Linked DNA regions of Mus musculus: region 1 is linked to region 2. The links are chromatin loops, found by intact Hi-C in ENCODE. Cell type or tissue: left cerebral cortex. All regions are shown on one strand. Links, peaks and the distances in the headings refer to the core of each region. The heading gives the core; the rest is flanking DNA.

Region 1 (12,370 bases), core at 2,902-10,901, 78 kb after region 2:
ATCTTAATATCATTGTGCCTTTGGAAGAGGCTCTTCTTTCCTTGAGATACATGAATCTTCTTGCCTTCTTTTTGAAAGAACCACAGGAGGACAGGTTGATGGAGTACAGGGATTTGCACAGTGGGAAAAACATGTCCCCATCTCATCTGTCCTTCTGCCCAGCCTTCCATTAACCATCATGACCTACCAGAGGCCTGGAGAGCTTCCTATCTGTGGTGCTTCAATGCCTTTGCATCATTAATATCATCATCTCTACTCTTCTTCTAGGAGTGGATCTTATCGAGGGAGGTATGGAAGAAGTGCATGTTTAGCTGTCAGTCCGATCCTTTTAGAGCCAGCAGGGGACAAAAGCAATAATCATTGTGTAACACTTTGGACTTTCTTGGCAGGTGAATACTGCTATGCATGAGGCAAAACTTATGGAAGAATGTGACGAGTTGGTAGAGATCATCCAGCAGAGGAAACAAATGATTGCTGTCAAAATCAAAGAGACAAAGGTAAACCACAGTGCTTCAGTGAAGCCAAGGTGCAGTGACTTTTCACAAAAGTCAGAGTTCATTCCTGATGATTGCAGTTTGGAGTTGAAAAATAAAATCAAAAGGAAATAAGGTCATAGGGAGAGATACCAAGAAGTAATGTTTGGACTTTCCTAAGAGTCTGAAAAAAAATGGTGGCAGCTCTGGGTGATGCAAACATTCTATACCTCGACCTGGATGCTGGTTATGTACGTGTGTGTGTGTGTGTGTGTGTGTGTGTGTGTGTGTGTGTGTGTGATCATTTACTTAGTATGTGGATGATTTACTTTAGCATGCTTTAGGTTTTTTGTGTCCATTGGTGTTTTGCCTGGATGTATGTCTGTGCACCATGTGCATACAGTGTTCTTGGAAACCAGAAGAGGCTGTTGGATCCCTTGAGGCTGGAGTTATAGTCAGTTGTGAGCTGGTATGTGGGTGTTCTTGAAAAGAAATCGTTACTCTTAACAACTGAACTCTGTCTCTAGCTTCTTCTCTCCTATATTTTAAGGTAATGAAAACAAAGAAATGATGGTAGAAACATGAATCTGGTTTTCAGAAGAAATATGACCAACTTACAAAAAGTGTTGTGAAACTATTATGATTCTGTAAAAGGATGCATTCTGATATAGTAGAGGTATGCATGGTAGATCAGAACATGATGACATTGAAGCCAGGAAAGCTTGGAGACCTACAGCGATTTCTGGTATGAGTTATGGAAGATGTAAGCCTGACTAATGATAGAACATGGAAAGGAAAAGCATAATAACTGATAGAGAGAAAATGATCTTATCCAACTTATTAGCTACAATAGATGAAATAGAGCCAAGTCAAAGAACTGCAGATTTCTCTCTCTCTCTCTCTCTCTCTCTCTCTCTCTCTCTCTCTCTCTCTCTCTCTCTCTCTCTCTTTCTCTCTCTCTCTCTCTCTCTCATTTGTTTGCTTGTTTGTTTGTTTGTTTTTTGAATCAGGGTTTCTCTGTGTAATAGCCCTGGCTGTCCTGGAACTCGATTTGTAGACCAGGCTGGACTCAAACTCACAGAGACCTGCCTCTGCCTCTAGAGTGCTGAGATTAAAGGCGTGCATTATCACCCAGCTGAATGGCAGATTTCTAAGCAGGGAGCTAAAGAGTAAGAGTCAAAGGCATCAGGTGAGGCCATGCAGCTTCTAGATGTGTCTAGGCTGCTGGTAAATGATAATGATTATAAGGCCATGGTAAATGTGTAAAGTTATAGGGCTCACTTAATGATCAGTACTTTGTGTCATACTGGATGGTTGGAAGTAACAATGAGCTGAAGTTTCCAAAATTACATCGTGGTAGGTATATAGGCACTTAGAGAAATATATACATGTAAATATAGCTACTCATAAATAAAAATGAGGTACTTTTGTTAAATATATGTAAAAATACATTGCCAATAAAATGTAAACAATAATGATCTCCAGGTGGTAGAATTGCTTTTTACATTTGTGTTTAAATTTTTCTATAATTAACATGCATTGCTTTTACAATCAAAACAATGTTATTGAATCTGTAGATAACAGGGTAGATGGCTGAATGCAATGTAAGTGAACAGGTTATACTTTGGACAAGAGACTTAGCAGGCAGGGTGAGAAGGTGAACAGTTGTTTCGGGGCTCATGGGATATTAATTACCGTTATTTTTAGAATCACTACGGCAGATCTCCTTCATGTTGTTTTATTGTTTTTAATTAAGCGCAGTATGTTTTATGTCATCTTTTCTCCTACCAATTCTCTTAAGGTTATGAAACTGAGAAAGTTGGCACAGCAGGTTGCTAATTGCCGCCAGTGTCTTGAGCGGTCAACAGTCCTCATCAACCAAGCTGAGCATATCCTAAAGGAAAATGACCAAGCACGGTTTCTGCAGTCTGCAAAAAACATTGCCGAGAGGTATGTGTGCTCCTGATGTTCTTTTGAAATGCCTGCTCTTGTGCAAAGGGGCTGGCATAAAGTCACTTAATTCTCTTCAGGCATTGTGTAGTAGCTGCCACCTGAAGATTTTTACCAGCTAGGTAATTATTGAGCCTTAGTGACAAATCACCCTGCAGATTTCTGGACCCCTTTCTCTGTCTTTGCTGCCTGCCAGCTCTTTTAATGCATAGCCAAACATAGGGCTACCTCCTGCCGTTAGCTTCCTGCTAGGTCTTGAGCAATCTGTGATAGTTGTGGTGTGTGGGAAGACAAACTCCGGGCTACACTGATAGGATGTGCCTTTCCTAAGCCTATGCATGGTTTTACTTTTTTGAAATCAATTTCGCCCCCACTATCTTGCCTCCAATTCCTCTCCTATCCCCCATGCTAATTTTTTCTCCATACTTCACGCGACCGACCTCCCTCCCTCTCTCTCTCTCTTTCTCTCTCTCTCTCTCTCTCTCTTTCTTTCTTTCTTTCTACCAAACCCATTGAGTTCATTTATTGTTGTCTGTATGTGTGTGGATGTATGTACAGTTTTTGTTGTTTGCCTTTAGCTTTTTCTTGCATAAATTCCTTAGAGAAGTAATTCTTTGGCTTTTGCTTAATCTCTTTGTCCTTTGAAAGTTAATGTCATGAACCTTGTATCAGAGAACTCATGAATCATTAATAATCAACCTATTGGCCCAGAGTCTATGCTCTAAAGTAAATCATTACCCAATTAGTCACCAATTATTCAAGGGGCTACAGTAACCCATTAGTCCAGATATGGTCTTCTTTACATATTCCCCTCTCATTCATTGAAGACTTGTTTTTAAGCTCATGATCTTCCCATTGGTACTGCCATCATTTTGAGTGAGTTCACTTGGACAGCTAACCTATGTAATATGCTTACCTAGCCATTCACCTTCTCTGACATCTTCTCCAGAGACTTCCAACTCAGGTCACTCACTTCCTAGGCAATCATCATCATTGTCATCGTCATCATCATCATCATCACTTAAAATCACAGCCATAAGTTAAAGCATCACGTTTTCTAAACACAGCCTCTTTTTAAATTCAAATACATCTTTTCTTTATTAAGTTGTATTATTTCCTATTTTTACTAGTGACCTATTTCTACTTTGTTCTAAGTTTATTTGGGCTTTATGACTTATTACTCCAGCTATTATATTTTCCTAATCCCCTTTCCCATTGCCCTTTTACTAATCACCCTGACAAAATCCTATACCTGAGTCAGCCCAACCATCTCTACTCTTTTTCATGCCTATATTTCACTTTCAAAACTATGGTAAAGAAAATTTGCACAACCAAGGATGAATCACAGTACTTAGTGCAAAGTACTGACTAGAGTAAGTTGGTTGGGTTGGTTCTATAACTAAGACATTGTGAATAGTGCTGTAATAAACATTAATGTATAAGAATGTCTATGATATGGTGACTTGGAGTGTTTTAGTTGGGTCATACCAATTTTTACTTCTTGAGTAACTTCCATGTTGATTTCCATAGTAATTTACTAGTTTACATTCCCACTATCAGTATATAAGGGTTTTCTCTTATCCACATCCTGGCCAGAATTTATTATTTCTTTTTAAGTGGATACTATTCTGACTTGGATAAGATGGAATCACAGTGTAGTTTTTATTTGTACTTTTTGATCGCTAGTGAAGTTGAACATTTTTCATGATTATTGCTGCTTGCATTTCATCTTTCTATTTTTGGGATTAATGGTTTGTATACATGTATGTATTATGAAGGTGAACATGTGTTTTCCTACTCATAATTGTATGTGTGTGCATGTGGCAAGAAGGGGACAACCTTAGGTGTCATTCCTGAGTCTCCATCCACTTGGTGGTTTTGAGACATGGTCTCTCACTGGCCTGGAATTCACCACGTAGGTTAGGGTATCTGGGTACTGTGCCTCAGGGATCTACCAGTCTGCCTTTCCAGCACTCGAATATTAAGTGTGTGCTACCATACCTAGATGGCTTTTTTTAAAATTTGGGCTCTGAAGATATTCTAGATATTAACCCTCTGACAGATAAAAAGTGAGCAAAGGGTTTTATCCTAGTCTGTCTATCTCTTCACTCATTTAACTATTTCCTTTGCTATACAAGTTCCTTTTAATTCCATGAGATCCCATGTATCCACTGTTCACATTATTTCCTGAATGACTGGTCAAGTTGTACTACAGAGCCATATTAATTAAAATAACTAACATGATTCCTGACTAAAAAACCAGAAACATAAATTAATGAAATTAGAATAAAAAATTCAGGTATTAACCTGTACAACTGCAGCTACCCGATGTTTAACAAAGACACCAGAAATACATATTGGGGCGAAAAAGCAGTCTTTTCAACAAATGGTGAGTTGAAAACTGGGTGTCCACTGTAGAAGAATGAAACTAGACCCACACCTCTCACCTTGCTTAAATCTTATCTTCAAGACCTGTGACAGTGAAATTGTTAGAGGAAAAGGCAGGAAAAACATTTCCATACACGAGCAAGGATACGATATTCTGTGTCTTTGAGACAGGCTCTCAGTTTTAGCCCCTTGGCATGGAACTTACTCTCTACCCCAAACTGTCATCAAATACTGGACAATAATCCTGCCTCAGCCCCCTAAGTGCTACGATTATGGGTACGAACTGCCACCCTTGGCTTTCTTAGTTTTCTTTCTGTCTTGCTAATAAAATTAAACTTTTAGCACTTGCATTTTTATTTCCAAGAGTTTCCTTTTTAAAATCTTCTATTGATTCTTTGAGAATTTCATACAGTATATTTTGATCATATTCACCCTCTCTCCAAACTTTTCTCATAGTCACCTCCACCTCCTTAGCTACCCAGCTTTGTGTTTTTTTCTTTTTGTTAACTGATCATGTACAGTTTGTGCTACCCAGATAGTCTTGAATATGAGGCCTGCCATGAAATGGAGTTGATCGACCAGGGGTTACACTGTTAAAGAAACCTGACAAGCCCTTTCTCAGCAGCTATCAAATGCAAATAGCTCCTCAGCTGGGGCTGGGACTTCATGCCCATCTTCCCTTTTCCATTCTGAGATTTTTGTCTGTACTGAGCTTACACATGCCTTATGCATGATGTTAGAACTGCTCTGACTTCATTTGTGCAGGAGGCCCTGTTGTGCCCAGAAAACAGTTTGTTTGAAGTGCTTCAGTACTTCAGACTCTTAAAATTTGTATGCTTACATTTCCTTGAAGATCCATGAGCCTTGAGGAGAGGAATATGATATAGGCATCCCATTTAGGGATGTGAGTCTCTGTGTTGATTGCTTGCTGTCTACTGCTAGAAAACATCATATGGAAACTTACTGTGGTAGCATATCTGTCTGTTTGTCTGTCTACCAGGTCAGTGAGATCTCATAGATCCTTCAGGACATTACAGACTCTTGCTGTTACTTTTGGTTACCCTCCAAAACTTGGTGGTAAGAATTTATTGCTGAAGACACCACATACTTGAGTCGAGGTACAATAAGGATTGGGCTGTCAGGATGTACCTCCTGGTGCAATAGTGGCACAAGTTCTGTGGCTATAACCAATCACTGTGGTTTGCATCAAAGGCCTGCTTCCGGAGATGGGAGCCATAACTGGAATCATTAATGAGACCAAGAACTGGGGTCAACAACCTGTGGTTAGTTAAGTCATAATCCCTTGGAGAGAATTTACTATTGCTGTGCTAAATAAGATAGTATTATAATGACTCCCAGTGAGTTATTGCTATGCCCATAGACCAATGCATCTCTCAGCCCTCATCAGAGCAGAAACTTCTTGATCTTTGTTTCTTTCTTAACATTCTAATCTTATTTTGTGCACATAAACTATTTGCTTGTTTCTTTAGAAATCCTGTTTTCTCCAAGTTTATTCCTTTGTTAATAGGCATTTAGATCCATAAATATGCCTCCTTTAAAAGGAATTTAGGAAGCTGGGCATGGTGGTGTACGCCTTTAATCCCAGCACTTGGGAGGCAGAGGCAGGTCGATTTCTGAGTTTGAGGCCAGCCTAGTCTACAAAGTGAGTTCCAGGACAGCCAGGGCTACAAAGAGAAACCCTGTCTTGAAAAACAAACAAACAAACAAACAAACAAACAAACAAAAAAAGCATTTAGGAGACAAGTTGTTAATAAATGAAAAATAATTTATTGCCAGTTTAGCTGAACCAAGGAAAGATTTTTAGATTCTTTGAGTCTTTTCTTTCTTTTTGTTATTTATTTATGTATTTATTTATTTTTGGTTTTTCGAGACGGGGTTTCTCTGTGTAGCCCTGGCTGTCCTGGAACTCACCATGTAGACCAGACTGGCCTTGAACTCAGAAATCTGTCTTCCTCTACCTCCCAAGTGCTGGGATTAAAGGCATACACCACCACTGCCCAGCTTTCTTTCAGTCTTTTCTATTCAAGTGTAATAATGCTATAGCAAAGATGAAACAGAAGTCAGGAAATATACATAGATTAAGGTATCAGAACTGTGTGAAATATTTTTCTAGGAGGCAAGTTCCTCCTCTGATTGGGATCCTAGTCCCAGCATGGGATTCCTGGGGAAATGATACGTCTTTGCAAGTCCTTATTTCAGTCCTCTGATAGCTGAAGTGAGAGGCCCAAGTATCTGTGGAATAGCTCCTCTCCTGCCAGGTCCATTACATTACTTGCTGTACTTCCATGAATACCTGCTAAACTTTTGACTTCCTTTTACATTTTAGCACTGAAAGGTGCTGAGAAGCTGTGAGGGGGTGGGGGCAATTTGTTGCTTGGTGAACTTCACTGTAGAATTATCAAACGGAGTGCCAGTTTTTTATTGTGGGCTCTCAACTGTCAGTACTGTAGGTGTTTCTTTTTGAGTCTCTTTTTCTAGGAAGGAATCCTGCAGTCTCCTGCTTCGAGTGGGGGGTGTATATGCAGGGGGCGGGGGAGGAGGGACAAGCATATAAGCACAGCTGTCAGCATTCTAGGAGCCAAGCAGGGAAGAAGTCTGAGTCTTTCCAGATTTTTTTTTTTTTAAATAAGATGTCAAGATTCTGCCGAAGTAAACCTCACATCTCCTGCCAGGCTGAGGAAAAGGCAGGCCGTTTGAGTGGATCTGGGGCTCTAGCTATTCTTCATGCAAACTTTCAGCTTTGTGTCACTAAATCAGCTTGATGTTGTTGGCTTCTCCATCCAGCTTTGTCTGCTCTGTTGTTGGTTACTGCACATCTGTCCTTTTCTAGCTTCCAAACATTTGTGGATAGTCTCTTCATTGTTGGCATCTATTTGTTTCTTTCTCTTTGTCTTTGTGGGTTAAGGTCATTTTTATTCTTTTTCTTTCCGGTGGGATTTTAGGAAAGCAAAGATGAAATATATATTTAAACCACTATATTTAACTGTCCTGAGCCTGCAGCCTCTGAAATGTTGTCTCCCATCTTCACGTTATTGAATGTGTTTTTTCAAGGCCACCAGAAGAAGACCTCATTGCTAAATATAAAAGATACTCTTTTGTTTCATCTTTCCCTTTAATCTTATTGTATCTCAGTAGCATGTGTCCCCATTGACCACTTTTACTTGCAGTCTTCCTGTTTTGTGTCATAAAAATTCCCATTACCTGTGTCCTTTACTTTGATTTCCTTTTCCTTTTTTCTCACTCTCTTTCTCCCTCCCTCTCCCATCTCTCTTCCCTTCTCCCCCTACCCAACTTCTCTCTCTGCCATTGAGAGCAGGTCTTCCATCATCTATTTCCTTAATAATACTGTTCTTCCTTATTCAGTATTAGGGAAGTCTCCTCTCTCCCCACACAGCTTTCCTTACAAACCCATTAGTGTTTAAGGCTTCAGTTACCATTTAATTACAATCAACTGCTCTGCTGATGATTCCAAATCTCTATGTAAATCTTTTCATGGATTCAAATGCATGGAATAGATGGATATCTATGTGACACCACTTGAAAATCCCAATAGAAACACTTTTTCTCTGCTCTCTCACAGAATCTGAAATTCATCGCCATCCTTATTCATTGTATTGTATTAAGGTACCATCACTTAAGATAAAATGAAATTTTAGGTGGGAAAGAATAGTATTTAGGAATATAGAATTGTAAAACACACACACACTTATACAAATACACATACAGACTTCACAAATGGAAGATAATGTTGAATACTCTCTTATAGTTTACATTCAAAATAATATATCACAGAATTTGTTTTTCTGTTCAAAACTGAAGCTTTTAATTCTCAAAAACATCTAAGCAAATGAAGATTCTTGGGGCCAGGGACTGAGTTCTGACCCTCATTACAAACTGCCTCTAAACTACACCCCCGTTCAGTTTATTCACTTGCAGAGATGAGGACTCTTGCATCCTAGGCTGGACTGGAACTGTGTGGCTGAGGATGCCCTCCGTATCCTGATTTTCTTTTTTTTTTTTCTTTTCTTTTTTTAAAAAATATTTTTTATTAGGTATTTTCCTCATTTACATTTCCAATGCTATCCCAAAAGTCCCCCATACCCTCCCCCCCCCACTTCCCTACCCACCCATTCCCATTTTTTTAGTCCTGGCGTTCCCCTGTACTGGGGCATATACAGTTTGCTTGTCCAATGGGCCTCTCTTTGCAGTGATGGCCGACTAGGCCATCTTTTGATACATATGCAGCTAGAGTCAAGAGCTCCGGGGTACTGGTTAGTTCATAATGTTGTTCCACCTATAGGGTTGCAGATCCCTTTACTTCCTTGGGTACTTTCTCTAGCTCCTCCATTGGGAGCCCTGTGATCAAACACATGAAACTCAAGAAGAATGAAGACTGAAGTGTGGACACTATGCCCCTCCTTAGAATTGGGAACAAAACACCCATGGAAGGAGTTACAGAGACAAAGTTTGGAGCTGAGACGAAAGGATGGACCATCTAGAGAATTTTTTATATCGTTGAAAAACTTTATTTTTGGTGGCATATGGAATTTCTCATACACACACACACACACACACACACACACACACACACACACACACACACACTTGTTTCAGTCTCCAGTGCTAGGGAATTAGCTTACATATGGTATGCTGAGTGTATTTATAGTTACTACATGCATGTCACTTACTTGCTTTGCAAGAATTTTATGAAGGGTCCAATGAGATCATGAGATCATTTGGCAGTTAAGAGCACTTGCTGTGTAATCATAAAGATTAGAGTTCATATCCCACCACCCATACAAGCTAAATGCTCTACCCCTGCCTGTAACTCCAACTCTGAGGTGTATGGATCCAGAAGGATTTTTTAGATTGTCTGGCTTCCAGTAAACATTTAAAAAAAAAAAAGCTCCAGGTTTTGGTGACCTAGAATATCCCTTGTAGTCCATGCTAGCCTCAAATTTGTGGAAATCCAGCTGCTTGAGTTCTGGAATGACAGGTATGCAACACATCTGGCTTGTTTTTGTGTTGCTGCTGTTGTCATTTAATGTTTACATTATTTATTTATTATTTATCTATGCGTCTCTCAGTGGGCATGTGTAAGGTCAGAAAACCACTTCTGAGAGCCGATGGTGTGCTTTCACTTTGTGGGGTCTGGAGATCACACTCAGGCAGGGAGGCAACAAACACCGTGACTCATTGCCCATCTCAAGGCACCGTTGTTTCCATGATTTTTGAATGAACTTTATTCGTGTGTGTGTGTGTGTGTGTGTGTGTGTGTGTGTGTGTGTGTACAGTAAATCAGTGGATTCAACCCGGGGATTTGTGACTGCTTAATAAGTCCTCTACTCCTTTTTCACTTTTGATTACACTCTTGTGCCCTGTCACAGACAGTGGGATTCTGGAAGGAGACAAGGCACTAGGATGCCACCAGTAGCAACCTGAGTTCTTTTCAGAGACCTGCACTCAAATGAAGCCAAGGTTTTCGACTGCAAGCAGAATTTCAGATGGAGTCAGTTTGAAGCAGAGTTGGAGTTTATCAGGAAGAGTGTTTGACACAGATTTGACCTTGGGGGTGTTAATAGAAAAGTGCTCAGGAAAAGGATGAAATACACCTGTGAGCGTCAGCCTGAGCTTCTCATGCGAGAAACCCCCTTGAATGCCTTAGTGGTAGCTCAATATAAGATTTTGGAGGTTTTTGAAATTATATACATCAAGGTGTTTCAAAGGGAACACCACTCCTCTGTCTCTTTTCTTCGTTTTAATAAGGAGAAGAATGGAATGGCTCTGTAGGAGCCTTGGGTAAGAGTGCAACCTGATCAGGTAAAACCAGGGGTCCGCAGGTTGTACAAGGCTGTTAAGATGTGCCTTTTACTAGAAATGTGGTGGTGATTGTGAGATTCCTTAACAGTTGACAGCTTCGAGAAGATAGTCCCTCATGTCCCTGTCCTACTATCCTGCCGCATTACCACCTCACTTACTGCTTATTCATAGGTGACTTAAAAAGTCCACTGCTAAGGCATTCAAGGGGAATTCTCGCGTGCGACGCTCACACTCACTTCTTCCACTACAGCTTTAAAACTCTCGTTAAAATATATTTATGCACATTATTCCTTTACCCAAATTGCTCCAGTGGCCCCTATTCTTATTTTTAGGTTAAAGGCTCAAGTGAAATACATAACATATAATATTCCACATGATTCAGCTTCATTCTTTACCCTTTAAGCCTTTGTTAATTGATCATCATGTAGGCCATGGCTTAAGAGTAGCTTCTAGCCTGGCACAGTGGCGCACGACTTTAATCTCAGTACTGAAGAGACAGAGGTAGGTGGATCTCTGAGTTTGAGGCCAGGGTGGCCTACAGAGTTCCAGGAGAGCTCGGGCTTCACAGAGAAACCCTGTCTTAAGGAAACAAACAAGCAAACAAACAAGCATACACCAAAACCCAAACCAAAACCCCAAATAAAACTGAAACTCGCTCTGGGGAGATTTGTCTTTGCTCCCATGTTTCTGTTAGATGACGTGTGTTCCCACACCCTCCTTGCATTGCCCATTTAAGGTCTCTATTCCCCATGACCTGTGAGCTCATTGAACACGTGCGTCACAGCAAACTTGTTTCCTTGAGTACCTGTAGAATGGAGCACACTGCGGGGCACCTTAGTTTTGCTTAATAACTTTTGGGTAGATGCATGGATGGATAAGTAGATGAGTAAAAGAAGATTGGGAAGGCCAGGAAAAAATTTAGACCAGTTTTCTGACTTAACATTAAGATTGTTATTTATCAAATACTACAAAAATAGATGTTCAATGTGAAACCTTAAGATTGTTTTGTGCTGGGCTGGAGAGACGGCTCAGTGGTTAAGAGCACTGACTGCTCTTCCAGAGGTCCTGAGTTCAAGTCCTAGCAGCCACAACCATCTGTAATGAGATCTGATGCCCTCTTCTGGTCTGTTTTCTGAAGACAGCTACAATGTACTTATATAAAAATAAATAAATCTTTAAAAAAAAAAAGATTGGTCTGTGTTGGCCATCCAGTTGTACAACTTTAATCTCAGCACTAAGGAGGTATTAGAAGAGGATCAAAGGTTCAAGGTCACCCTCAGCTACATAGGAAGGTGAAGGTCAGCCTAAAGCACACCAGATTCTGTTAAAACAACAAAATGAAACAAAGCCAAAAATAAAATCCATAACCCCCATTTATTTTGACTGTCATGCAATCTATTCCAGAAACATCTACGGTTTCAGAAATAGTCAAAAGCTATTGTTTGTAGATCTGCAACAGAGCATATGTATTTGCCCAGTTGCTCATTGCCTTACAAATGGCTCAGTATAAAAATTGCCGTTCTGATTTTATTCTGTCCACTAGAACCTCCGTAGTGTTTGCAAGGTAACGTTTCCTTCTATCTTGCCCTCTGTCTGCACAAAGGACTTCATTGACTCTGCTTCAGAAGGTCTGATACAGGACTAAAGCCTGAATATTTCTGTAAAAGCTTCCTCAGATAAGCCCTATTAATCATTAGATCATAAGAATTGCTGACGTA
Region 2 (12,370 bases), core at 3,024-11,023:
TTTGTTAGACAGGGTCTCACTATGTATCCCTGGTTGGTCTTCAACTTTTGTGTAGACAGGCTAGCTTCAAACTCATGGAGAACTGCCTGACCTTGATTCTTGCATGCTGTGATTAAAAACAGGCAGTATTTAGCCTTATCACCCCCTTTCCTTATAATAGCTGCTCATCTTTAGTGTTTTAATTTAGTATTAATACCATTCTCTGCTTTATGTATTCCTAAGGATCAGTGTATCATGGATATCCATGTGTATTCATGTGTGTATGCATGTTAATGTGTATTCAGGTATATATGTACATGTGTATACATGCATCCACGTGGAGGCTAGTTACTTAAACCTTAGATGTTAGTTTTCATGAACCATCCACCTTATTATTTTTAAGATAAGAGTCTCAGTAGAAACTTTGGATCCGGATTAGGCTAGGCTGGCTGGCCAGTAAATCCCCAGGGACCCACCTGTCCCTACCTTTCCCATACTGGGATTAGAAGCATATGCCACCTTGTCCAGATTCTATGTGGGTCCAGAGATCAAATTCAAGACGTCATACTTGCATGACAAGCATCTTACCAACTCATTCATTTTTTGCAGATTGTCAGTTACCTGGGAATACTTCTTTGAATTCAGAGCAACTCTGTTCACTTACTGTAGGTCACTTTACTCTTAATAGGTCTATATTAACAGGATTGCTGTCTTCAATTTTTGCCTCGTTTTAAATATTTATTTTATGGCTATCCATGTTTAGTTTGCATGTACATTTGCAGACCAGAAGAGGGCATCGGATCCTATAGAAGGTTGTGAGCTGCCATACAGGTTCTGGGAATTGAATTTAGGACCTCTGGAAGAGCAGCAGTGTTCTTAACTGCTCAACCATCTCTCCAGCCCCCTCATTACCTCATTTTAAATTTGCACCCCGCTCTACTTCATTTCACAAGTGAATCTTTTGATTAGTATTAATAAATTTATTAGTGTTAATAAATTAAGATTAGATCTTAATTTAATGTTGATCAATATCCAGCACACACACACACACACACACACACACACTCCTCTTTTATCTATATGACAGTGCTTCCAAAAACTGTTCTTTCAAGGTTGGATATTGTAAGATGTGTTTTACTGTGGTGTTAGAGATGGGATTCAGTGTCTTACACATATTAAATAAGCATTATACTATGGACTACTTTGCTATCCCCCTGTGATATGGTAACCAGTGGATAGACTATAAATGTTTCATGGTCAAACATGTTGGGGGGAAATATTACACAAAGGACAAATAGATTTTATTTCTGACAGAACTTCTTAGAGTCTTCAAATGCTAATATGTGCCATGAGTCACTGAGTTAGTCTGTAGCATTTTTTTTTCTTACACGTGTTTGACCAAATCCTTCCACCCCCCAAAATATCAGTTCATATCTTAAGGGGCGGTAGAGTTTATTACAGAGCCAATTTAGTAATTAGAATATCTGCATTTGAGGCTCTGAGTCATGTGTCTGGCCTCCCACCACGAGCCTGTTATGACTGTACTAGTTCTGCCAAAAGAGTCTCTCCATATTCTCACTATGGATTGAAAGTTAGGGTAGATCTAGCTCAGGTTGCAAAGGTCATCTCTGGACCATAGTCTTTCATCAATTTACTTATATTATGTGGCAAAACTTAGCACTTATGATCCAGGTACTGTTTGATGTGTTGGAGATAGACCAGTGATAGATAGGCAAAACTCTCACTCTCATGGAATGCATATTTGTGTTTGTGCATGAATATATGAGGGCATAAAATAAACATATGTGTTGTTTTATATCTGGTGATAAGTTTCCAAAATAAAAAGGACTAGGGTGCTGGAGATGGTGCTACTTTAGGTGGGGTGATCAGAAAGGATTATCTGATCAGGTGCTCTGTAATCTAAGAGAAGACATTGGACAGACTTATGGAGAGTGGGAGGAAGTACAATTTGAAAGAGAGGTAAGAGCATGTGATGTTCTTGGGGGTGTCTAAGAGTGGTGTGTCTTGTCTTTTTTTTTTTTAAGATTTATTTATTTATTATATGTAAGTACACTGTAGCTGTCTTCAGACATCCCAGAAGAGGGCATCAGGTCTCATTACAGGTGGTTGTGAGCCACCATGTGGTTACTGGGGATTTGAACTCAGGACCTTTGGAAGGGCATCTCACCAGCCTCCGTGTGTCTTTTCAAGGGTATTAGAAGGCCATTGTGCTTGGATTATTGTGGGCAAGGATGGGAGTTGTATAAGATGAAGTTGGAGAGTTTGGCAGAGAATGGCTACTGCCAGGTCTGCTATACCTTTTGCAATTTGCAATTTCTTTTAATGGCAATGAGAGGAGACAGAGTTTGTAGCAGGGGTTGAGGTTTTAAATGATTAGATTTCCATTTTGAAAGGATCATGGGCCAGAAGTGGGAAAATGAAAACCTGACTAGATTACCAGTTAGATGTTGGGCGCTGGGGCATGGAAAGTGTCTAGGATGGCATGCCAGAGTCTGTTTTAGGTAGCTGGGTGATACCACTAAATGAAATGGAATGGGCATAGAAAGTGAGAGGTCCTTTTTGGCCATATTCTTAACATTGCCTATTAGGCAGGCAACTGGAGCCGGAAAGCACTGAGATTCATGTGAGAGCTTGGACCCAAGGAAGAGATCTGAGATGGGGAAATAAAACTGGGTATATGAATCACACTGGGATCCATCAGTATATGGATCACACTGGAAATCATAGGACTAGAGGGTCTCCCACTGAAGTGACTATTTATGGAAAGGGGAGTCCAGACCTGAGCTCTGTGGGATACAGTCTTCAGGGATAGAAAAACAGGAGGAAGAAACAACAGAACCTGAGGAACATGTAGTGAGGTGGTAGGAAAACCAGGAAAGGTGTGTTGTTGTGGAAGCCAGACAGTAAGTAACCGACACTGTTGATTGGGAAGACCTGGTCGGTGGTAAGATTTAGATTGGCCCTGATGGCACATTAAACCTCTAGGACCAATGCAATGCAGAGAGCAAACATACATGTTTATTAGAACAACTCAGAAAAGTTATAAAACATGAAAACGGTAGCAGAGTGGAAATGAAAGAATAAAATGCACCAGGCACATGCTATTTCTCCACAGTAGGAACATAATTATTTTGAACCACTCTCTTTCAAGCAGACTGTGGAGTGCATTTACCACTGGAGTTTTAGAACAGTGTCCTATTGACAAGACTGTGCCGAAAGTGCTTTTCTTCTCACCATCCTGTTAAGAGCTGCTTGCTTAGAGAAGCTTTTGGTCAACCTCTGGATTTCAGACAAGTAGCTGCTTCTTTTGAGAGCAGTATAAGGTCCCCTTCTGCAGAAGCAATGATGTTCTTGTACAACAAAATCAGCCTTCTGTGATTTTTTTTTCCCTTGTGGAACAGACTGGCCTCTGTGCTGTTCTCTGAAGAAAGTATCTGCAGCCACTCCCTCCCCCTTACATTCTCAGTTGGAAAAAAAATAGCCCGATGAGCTGTCCCTTTCATACTGCAGGCCTGTGGTGTGGTGAGTCAGCTTCAGACTAATTCAATTAAACACCTCCAGCTGAATCTGTCAAACAATTTTTTTTATGGGCCCAGATTTATTTTGTTAATAGGATCAACATATGTTATATACAAAGGTAACCATTAAATAATTATAAACAAATAATTTCATCACATACTCCCAGCCAATTTTGCATCTCATGCCAGATACAAAACATTTACTTTAATAAATTTACAGTGAGCAATTTGCATAAAACCGTTGAAAGTGGGGATATTTTCAAAGCAGCTGCTTATGTGATGTGATTAGCAAAATCTCCCCATCCCCCACTCCCACCCACACAAGCCATTAGTCATTCCTTTGAATTAATACATTGAAGGCCTCTGTTAAAATTAAAATATTATCTCCTAATAGAGAGACAAATGAAGCTATTAACATTTAGCTTGAGTTAGTTGATTGAATTCCTTAATCACTTAGCAAGGTCCTTTGTAAAAGGAACCCAGCAGCTGTTAAGTCGTGAGGAGGGGAAAGGAAAGGTCCAGAACATTCCCTAGGGAGGAGAGGCAGGGTTGGGTATTTTGTGCAGGGCTCTCTTAAGCCAGAGACTCTGAAGCACTGGAAACTCAGGTGCAGGGGAGATGGACTAAAATACAAAGGGTGGGATCATTTCTAATGGGTGAGAAAAGCCATTAAAATCAAACCTCCTTTACTGTTAGCTCCACCAAGATGGAGCTAGCTTTGTTCAGGTACACCCTAATGAAAGTGGTCACTCCGTTATGTTCTAGAATAGTCTTCACTGCACTGTGGGGGATCTTACCAAGTGAGACTGTAGTGCAACTGAGTTCTCACTTCAATTTGTGACTCATTCTTTTTGTAGTCATACCTTTTGTTTTGTTTTAAACTAAACTATCAAAAAGCTTTCCTTTTTTTTTTGTTTAATTTTAGTGTTCAAGACAGGGTTTCTCTGTGCATTCCTGACTGTCTTGGAACTCACTCTGTAGACCAGGCTAGCGTCAAACTCAGATCCACCTGTCTTTGCCTCTCTAGTGCTAGGACTAAAGGCATATACCACCATGCCCTATCCATAAAACATTCTTAACGCACAATATGCAGTTATTGAAAGATCTCCATACAAACTAATCTCAGTTCTAGGTTTGAATCGTGTACAAGGTGTTACCAGGCTCGAAGATCTATCTTCCACAGGTGGAATAATCTATAGTTGTCCAGTGTGCTACTTCTATCTTTCACTTTTTAACAACATACACTTTGACACTTTAACCACTTTTTAGTGTTCAATTCAGTAGCATTAAATACATTCACAAAACAAATTATTTCTAGAAAAATTTCAAAAATCCAAGACAGAAACCATGTACGCTTTAAAGGATGTTTCATTTCCTTCTCCCACTGGTCCCTAGCATCCTCCATTCTACTTCCTATCTCAATGCTCCTTACCCTTTAAATTTGTTTCTAAGAGGTCAATAAAATATTTGAGAAATGCAAAACAACATATACAGTGCTGGATGCTTACCTGTCATGGTTTGGGTTTGAAATGTCCCAGCAAAAGCTTATGTGTTGAAGGCCAACTTGCCCACTCTGTACCAGTGGGTGTTCCAAGCGGGTCCTTTGGGAATGAACTGAATCACAAAGGCTTTAACCTCATCAACTGACTTGTCCACTGATGCATTCATGGTTTAAAGGACTATTGGGAGGTGGTGGAAACTAGGAGCTGGGACTTGGTTATAGGAAGTAGGCCCTTAGGTATGTGCCCTTGAATGGTATACTGGGACTCTGAACTCCTATTCCCACCCCCTCCTCCTCCCCGTCCTCCCCTCTCCTCCCTCCTTACTGTGAGGCAAGTTCCTTTACAGTCCCATCATGGTGTTCTGCTTCCCCATAGCATCAGAATCAATAGGACCAGTGACTACAGACTGAAAACTCTGAAATCATAATCCAAAATAAATCTTTCCTCCTAAGTAGTTTCTCAGATTTTCATCACAGTAGCAGAAAGTTAACATTGTTTCCTTCCTATTCCTGTCCTCCAGATAACCAGTGCAATCAACTTTAGAGGTATCTTTACTGAGAATACTTATTTGTCCACAAATATCCCTACGTCCCTTTTCACACTACTAGACGTATCGCCCTTAGTTTCCTAGTTACTAAACAACCTGGGTCTCTCCGCAGGCAGACTGACTCCAAATAAATGTAAATATAGATGCACACACATAAAATATACATATATAATTATTTCTAATATTTGTGTGGTGAATTTGCCCAGCAAATCAGCAGATTTCTGACTCATGAACTTAAAAGAAATCAAGTGTTTTATTGAGTCAAAGGTCCTATGGTAGAGAATTTACCCATCTGACCTTGTCCAAGAATACAGTATAATCCTGTTAACCAAATACAACACATCTCCACTGTTTTATTTCCCATTTTCCTGATGATTAGTCACATTAAATATCTTATTATCTGCTATTTTTCTATTTTTGAAAAATACCCATTTAAGTTCTCTGCCCCTTTTAAAACACATATTCTAGACAGTAAGTCCTTATCATGCATATATGGTTTTAAAACATTTTCTCCCATTCCCAATGTGTCGGTTGTGTACTCTGCTGTGTAGGTGTTGGTGCTATGTAGTCTCATTTGTTTGGTTTTGCTCTTGTTGTCTGTGCTTTGGATATGACACATTAACTTTTACATCTCTTGGTGCTGTACTTCCTTTTAGGTAATGTGGTTGGGTTTTTCCCTTCATTTCCACTCCAGTGTTCTCTAGCAGGTTTGTTTAACAGTGCTGTTGGCTGACTGCTATTGGTTCCCTGATAAGACACACCCATCTACCTTCATTTTTTTTTCTGGATTTGTTCCCAAGCACAGTAATGGGAGGCCCATGTGAGAGGGGCTGTTTCGGATTGCTTTATTCCTTCCTCATTTTGAGTGGAGCTAGAAAGAATATCCTCTGAGGTGGCTTCCTTCTCTCATCTACCTTTTAAGTGTGTGTGTGTGTGTGTGTGTGTGTGTGTGTGTGTGTGTGTTGGGGGGAGGTGGTAGTCTTTGAGCCAGTGATAGGTTAAAAGACAGGCTGTATCCAGACCAATGGGAGGCTCCTGGCTTCCAAATGGATCTTATTAGGGACATTGTATTCTGGATGGCTAGCATCTGCCTCATTGTCCTCTTGGCAGTGACCCTTTTGTATTGGTCAAGGATCTGAAGGTGCAAAAGAAACCTTACCCCATACACTTTTAGTGGCTTTAATCCACCTGAACAACTTGTGCCCAAGTCCAATAGAACATTGCCATTCTCCCTTTGTCAAAAGAAAAAGGGGTTGGGTTTCCTTCAATTGTCTGCCCTTCTCTGTCTCCTCCACTATTTTTGTTTTACTCTCTAGTTAACTTTGCATACAACAGCTTCACCAGTAGGACCTGTGAGGAGGATCCAGGCACACTCTTTTCATTGGCGAGTGCAACAGCCTTCTCCTTGCTCTCATCTGGGGGTTTGTGGATGTAGAAGGGAGGTAGGTGGGTGAAGAGTTTGGCCACAGTCTTCCTTCTGCGCTTCACACACACCACCCGGTCGTGGACGCGCAAACACACACACACACACACACACACACACACACACACACACACACACGCTCGTGCGCGCCTGCTCAGGCCCCTTCTCCCTGTGTCTTCCATCAAGATGACAGGGTGCTGGAGAAAAGGCTGCTGGAATCAGCTGGTAGGTACAGTAGTAATCTGAACCCCACCCACCCACTGCCTTTGCTTGCTCGGGTTTCTCTGGTCACTCCTGCCAGGGGAGAAAACATGTAAGCGCGCCTCCAGAGGAGGGGCACGGGGAGTTGGGAGTGGCGGGGGCGGCGGAAGGTGAGCCTAGGAAGGTGGCCCAGCGCCCCTTCTGCCCGGCCCCTCCCCGTGCTCCCGTAGGGTGTCAGCCTCGGCTCTGCTTGCCCCCACTCCACCCTCCTTTCGAAGGGATTGCCTTTTTTTTCCCTCTGCTGCGGCGGAAATGACAGTGTGGTGCTGCGGTGGTGTCATGGTGCTGCCTCTGGACCGAGAGGCGAAAACTCTTTAAGTTTAGCCCGGGAGACCTAGACGCGGGAACGTCGCGGTCTCCGTGCTGTCCCCCGTGGGGCGCGCGGGCTGGCGGATCCCGGCTGTTGCGCGGCGGCGGCGGCGGCCGCAGCGGCGAAGGCGGGCGGCGGCCTAGAGTGGTGGTGGCGGCGGCGGCGGCGGCAGCAGCGACAGCGGCCCGGGAGCTTGCACGGGAGCCCGAGCCAGCTTGCTGCGGAGGCCGGCGAGCGCCCGGCGCTCCCCGGCGCGCGTAGGAGATGGCTGGCACCCGGGAACAATATGGGTAAAACGCGTCCCCTCGCCGAGGCCCGGGGGGATGGTGGTGGTGGTGGGGTGGCTAGTGTCGCCGCCCGCGCCGGGCTTGGCCCTGGCTGGCTCCTGCTGCTCTTCAGGTGCCGCCGGGGCTGGAACTGGCCGAGGACACTTGGGCTTGGGGGGGGGGGCGGCAAGAGGGGGGAGACGGGGTCCTGGCGGCAATGGCAGGGCCCCGGTTGTCTGTCACACTGTTGTGACCCGAGCTCCTGCCGCTGCCCTCCTGGGAAGGAGTTTGCACTCCTAGATCCCAGGCTGGGGACCGGCCCGAGGCCTCCCGCTTGGCCAGGCCGAGCAGGGAGAAAGCAGTGGAGCGGCTCAGCTCTCGTGGCGCCTAGGCGCAAGTCTGGGAAAGGGCGCAGCCGCCTTCCCACGCTCCCGAAATCCACGGCGTCCTCGGCCCGGGCGGCGCCCCGAGGTCGGCGGTTGGCTCAGTGGTGCTGGCGCAGCAGCCTGAGATTCTGTGGACACCCTGCGAGCGGGAACCCCGGGAGAAACTTAATTCTCCCTCCCCTTTTCCTCCCTGCTGGGGAAACGATCTTCAGGTCTCTGTCTGGGTGGTTCTTTATTTCTGGCCTAGCTGTGAAAGCAGCCCCGTGGGGGGGGGGGGGGTGGAGAGGGAAAAACTTGAGTGTGTCCATAGGACACACTGCGACTGAAGCAGGGACAGGGGAGCCTTTTCCATTCCGGGCTCATAAAAATTACTGGAACATTACTGGTTATGAGCTGGCTTGGGTTGTTTCGCACTTCACGTGCAGCATAGTATTTATTTATTTAGGAGGCATTTCGATTTAGAGGAGGAAATTAGGATCCAGGGATTGTTGGACTCTTCACTTTCCCCACTCTTCCACACTCCTTAGGTACTGTCTCTATTCAAGCCCCCACATCTCCCACCAGAGTTCCTGCACTCTCAGCTTTTCTCTGTCAACCTGTGCAATGCGGCTTCTTGCTTTTCAATCACTTTGATTTTTTTTGAAGATTTTGGAGGGTGGGGCTGCTGAATGGCATTAGTTGTGTGTCTGTCTCTAAGGAGGAGTATTTATGAAGCAAGACATTGGAAACTGTAATAGTACACAACTATTGTGTGGGGATTAATTAATCTGATTCTCGAATTGGACCACAAGAGTTGACTTTAATCCCATTCCATTTCCTCTCTGAAATCGAATCAGATCTCTGACACTATTCCAATAGAAGATGGAGTTGCTAAATGGAGAGTTTACATTCTTGCTCACTTCTGCTTGGGGAGCTTTTGCTGTACCCTAGATTCCTATCCCAGCATCCCCACCTTTTTTTAACCTCCTCCTCTCTGCTCATCACTGCCCCAAGGGAGAATCAATCTTTGCTATTTTTATATATTCCTGCTCAATCAATTAGCTTAACACAGACTCATAATATGAATTAGATTTCTCGTGATTGTTCCTTACAAAACTCGTTTCATGTGGTTGAAACACAAGCCTGGAAGCCAAGAAGATCAGAGAGTTCATTCCAGATGTGACGTTGCATTGGCTTTAAGGCCTTTAGACATTTGTATGACCTCTCTTTCACAGTTGCTTCACTTGCATAAAAGGCATAATATTGTGTACTGGGTATTGTGAGTATTGGCTTGGTCCTTTGAAGATAAAAGGATTCTATAAACCTCAGCATTATACTCTTCAATGAAAGCACTTCATTTATCCTTTATTGGGTTACTGGATTGACTGGGTATAAATGGGAACACTAATTTACAGGAACCCTAATTTGCCATTATTAGTTCCCTTGAGATTCAAATTATCATTGTAATTTAGATCTTAAGTCAATTTGTTTCATGAATGTATATGCAACTGAATGGAAACATATATACAATTAGGCATAGAAAGTAATGGTGATGATTTTAAGTCGAGTCATAAATCATATTGATTACACTTTACCCTAACAATGTGAGTCAGACTCATTTGAATATTCAACCTCACCCATTTTTTTAGTCTACATGGGGGGAGTTAGTTAATGACCAATAAAAGTAATATAGATACATTTAGGTCTGGCTATATAAGCAAAATTAGCACCTAGCAGCAGTGAGTCAATATTTTTCAAAGCACCTTTAATGTACAGAAGCCTCTGCTGTCTGTGTTGAGTGAGGACCTGCCCTTGACCCAGTATTTTGGGCTCATATTTGCCCTATGCTAAACTCTACTTACAGTTCCATGGCTCCATGGCTAGGATGCAGTCAGGGTGGGTGATGTGTGGAGTAGGGAGAGAGGGTTATGGCACATGAAGAGCTGTCTCTCCTATTTACTTTCATGACTACTGGGATTCCTGCTTAGCATGTTGTACCTTGCAAGACCACTTCTGAGAGGCACTTGCTGCAAATGAGTGGCTTGGTTGCTTCACAAACATATCATCTGAACAGCGCAAATTGACTTAGATAAAATTGGTTTGGTTAATCCCTCCTCTAAAAACAGGGCAACTTGCTCCAACCTGCAGGTCTTAAAATAGTGCCAGTGGAGTGTCATAATTGCATCCAAGCAGTGTCCTGAGTGGTGAGCCTTTCCATTCTCTCCTCCCATAAAACCTGCTGACACCACAATTAGGAAGGAAACTACAGAAGAATGCATTTTGAATCATTGGCTTGATGAAGAGTGAAGAATATTGTCTCTGGTTGTCAGGTTTTCCTTAGAAGTAGACTTTCTCTTCCTTAACATGGATGTAGAGCCCCTAAAGACAAAGACAGGGATGCGGCACACAGTTAAGTCTCAGATGGCAGTTTTTAGCGATAACTACTTGACTGTCATTCGGTCTTTATACAGCTTGCTAAATTTCTAGATGTTAGCAATGGGACTCAGCTGCTAGAGGAGGCCCGAGGGTGTCTGAGGGTGCTCCAAGTCCATTTAGTATTGACTTTTTGTCCTGTCTTCTGTGCAAAAGAAAGCTGTGTCTCTGACACGCCTCCTTAAGCAGAGGGTCCTGACTCGACACACTCTATCATTAAAGTATGAGGTATGACATGTTTATGATGGATAGAATAAGACACTCACTTAAATTTTTACAGTTATTTATTTGTGTGAATGTGCGTGCATATGAGCATGCATGTGTGCCATAGAATACAAGCAGAGATTAGAGGAAAACTTGTGGAAATCTACACTTTTCTTCCACTGCATCAGTGTTTTGGATCAAACTCCAGCCACCAGTCTTGGTTGTCAGCAAGTTTACTCGCTGAGCAGTTTCACTAGCCCTAAATATAGTCACTTTTTTGAAAATTGGATACAAAGTATGATATTGTACTGTGTGTATTTCTGGATCCTCAACAAATACAGTGTTCATCACTGAGCGGTAACAGAGGAGGCTAGAAAAGTGCTTCTCTGTGTGTTGAGTCACAGCATCAAGTGAGAAGTTCAGATGACTGGTGGCAAGAAAAGACAATCCCACTCTATTGTCTGCCCTGGGCAGACTGTTAGTGCCCTTTCCCACTTCTCACCTTCAAGGGCCAAGAATCCTGTCGCCATCCATTTTCATAGATTAAAACTGCAGAAAGTTTTCTGTGCACTGTAGAAGGCTGTGCTCTGTGGCTTTTTCTGTCTGCTACCTTTTTCATCTTTTTTTTTTTTTTCATGACCATAAAATCACATAACATTTTTGATAGTCAGACTTCCAGAAAGCCTATAAACATGGCAGAGGCATTTGGGGAAAAGAAGTGACACCATCCCACCATCACTTTCTCCATGTGTTATTTGCCTGAATAGAGTATATACACTACGATGTTGGTTTAGTGTAACTGGGTTAGAAAAGTGTGGGTTCTTGTTTCTCCACCACACCCTGACTGCCTGACCTTGGGCTTTGTCTTAGCCTCTTTCTGCAGGTCAGACTCCTCTGGTTGATGATGAACAGTATCCTCTGGCTCTGCATCATCCTCTTACAGAGACCAGATGATCTGATAAAAAACAAACAAACAAACCCATTCTATAATGACAACTCTTCCTGAAACCTAAACTCCTAATATTTTGCAATTTGCTCTGATAGGAACATAAAGTGCAGGCATGGAAGACAGTGCTGACTTAGGAGAGCAAAGTGTGTGTGTGTGTGTGTGTGTGTGTGTGTGTGTGTGTGTGTATGTGTATACAGTCCAGAGATAGAAAAATGGTTTATAGTTCAGATTCCTCTATCACTGCGTCTGTAGCCTTTTGTTCAGTGTTGCTAGGATCCATGCGGTTCCCAGGAGAGTGGAAGCTTGATTTTCAAATAGGCCTCTGTTTTCTGTCTCCTGTTACTGATCAGAACTTGGGGTCCTCACAGCCTAACATTCAATAGAGTGCCCTACATACATATATTACAAGTTTTATTATGGAAAAGTAGAAATGACTGTCCATCCCAGTAGGACACTAAATACTTTAAAAATCACCAGATATTTAAAAATGCATCATTGAAAAAACAGAGGATTAGAAGTTCAGTCTTAAAATGGATGAAAATTTGCACTAGTAGCCTAGGTGAATAAGGTTCTTCTTCATTTGTTCCTCAGG

What was found. A loop is a pair of places that touch in the nucleus more often than their neighbours do. Peaks named below come from ENCODE experiments on the same cell type or tissue, not always from the same donor. Only the 100,000 strongest peaks of a DNase experiment are listed, where the experiment ranks them.
Region 1: it touches region 2 in a loop (2.3-fold over the local background); 2 of 42 quality-filtered maps call a loop at or near these places.

What each region holds. Positions count from the first base shown.
Region 1 is chrX:140,736,046-140,748,415 of GRCm38, forward strand. Mid2 (midline 2) reads left to right here. Exons shown (of 10, transcript NM_001358366.1): 4 at 390-497; 5 at 2,275-2,423. Among named protein-coding and RNA genes, the nearest start is that of Eif2c5, 34 kb to the right of the region's middle. In left cerebral cortex, for the core only: no CTCF peak of the experiment used is centred there; a DNase peak (open chromatin) is centred at 7,403.
Region 2 is chrX:140,657,428-140,669,797 of GRCm38, forward strand. It overlaps Mid2 (midline 2), which reads left to right and starts at 7,529. Exons shown (of 10, transcript NM_001358366.1): 1 at 7,529-7,851. The coding sequence starts at 7,848. In left cerebral cortex, for the core only: no CTCF peak of the experiment used is centred there; DNase peaks (open chromatin) are centred at 3,395, 7,241, 7,498, 7,682 and 1 more place; H3K4me3 peaks cover 1,559 bases; H3K27ac peaks cover 1,124 bases.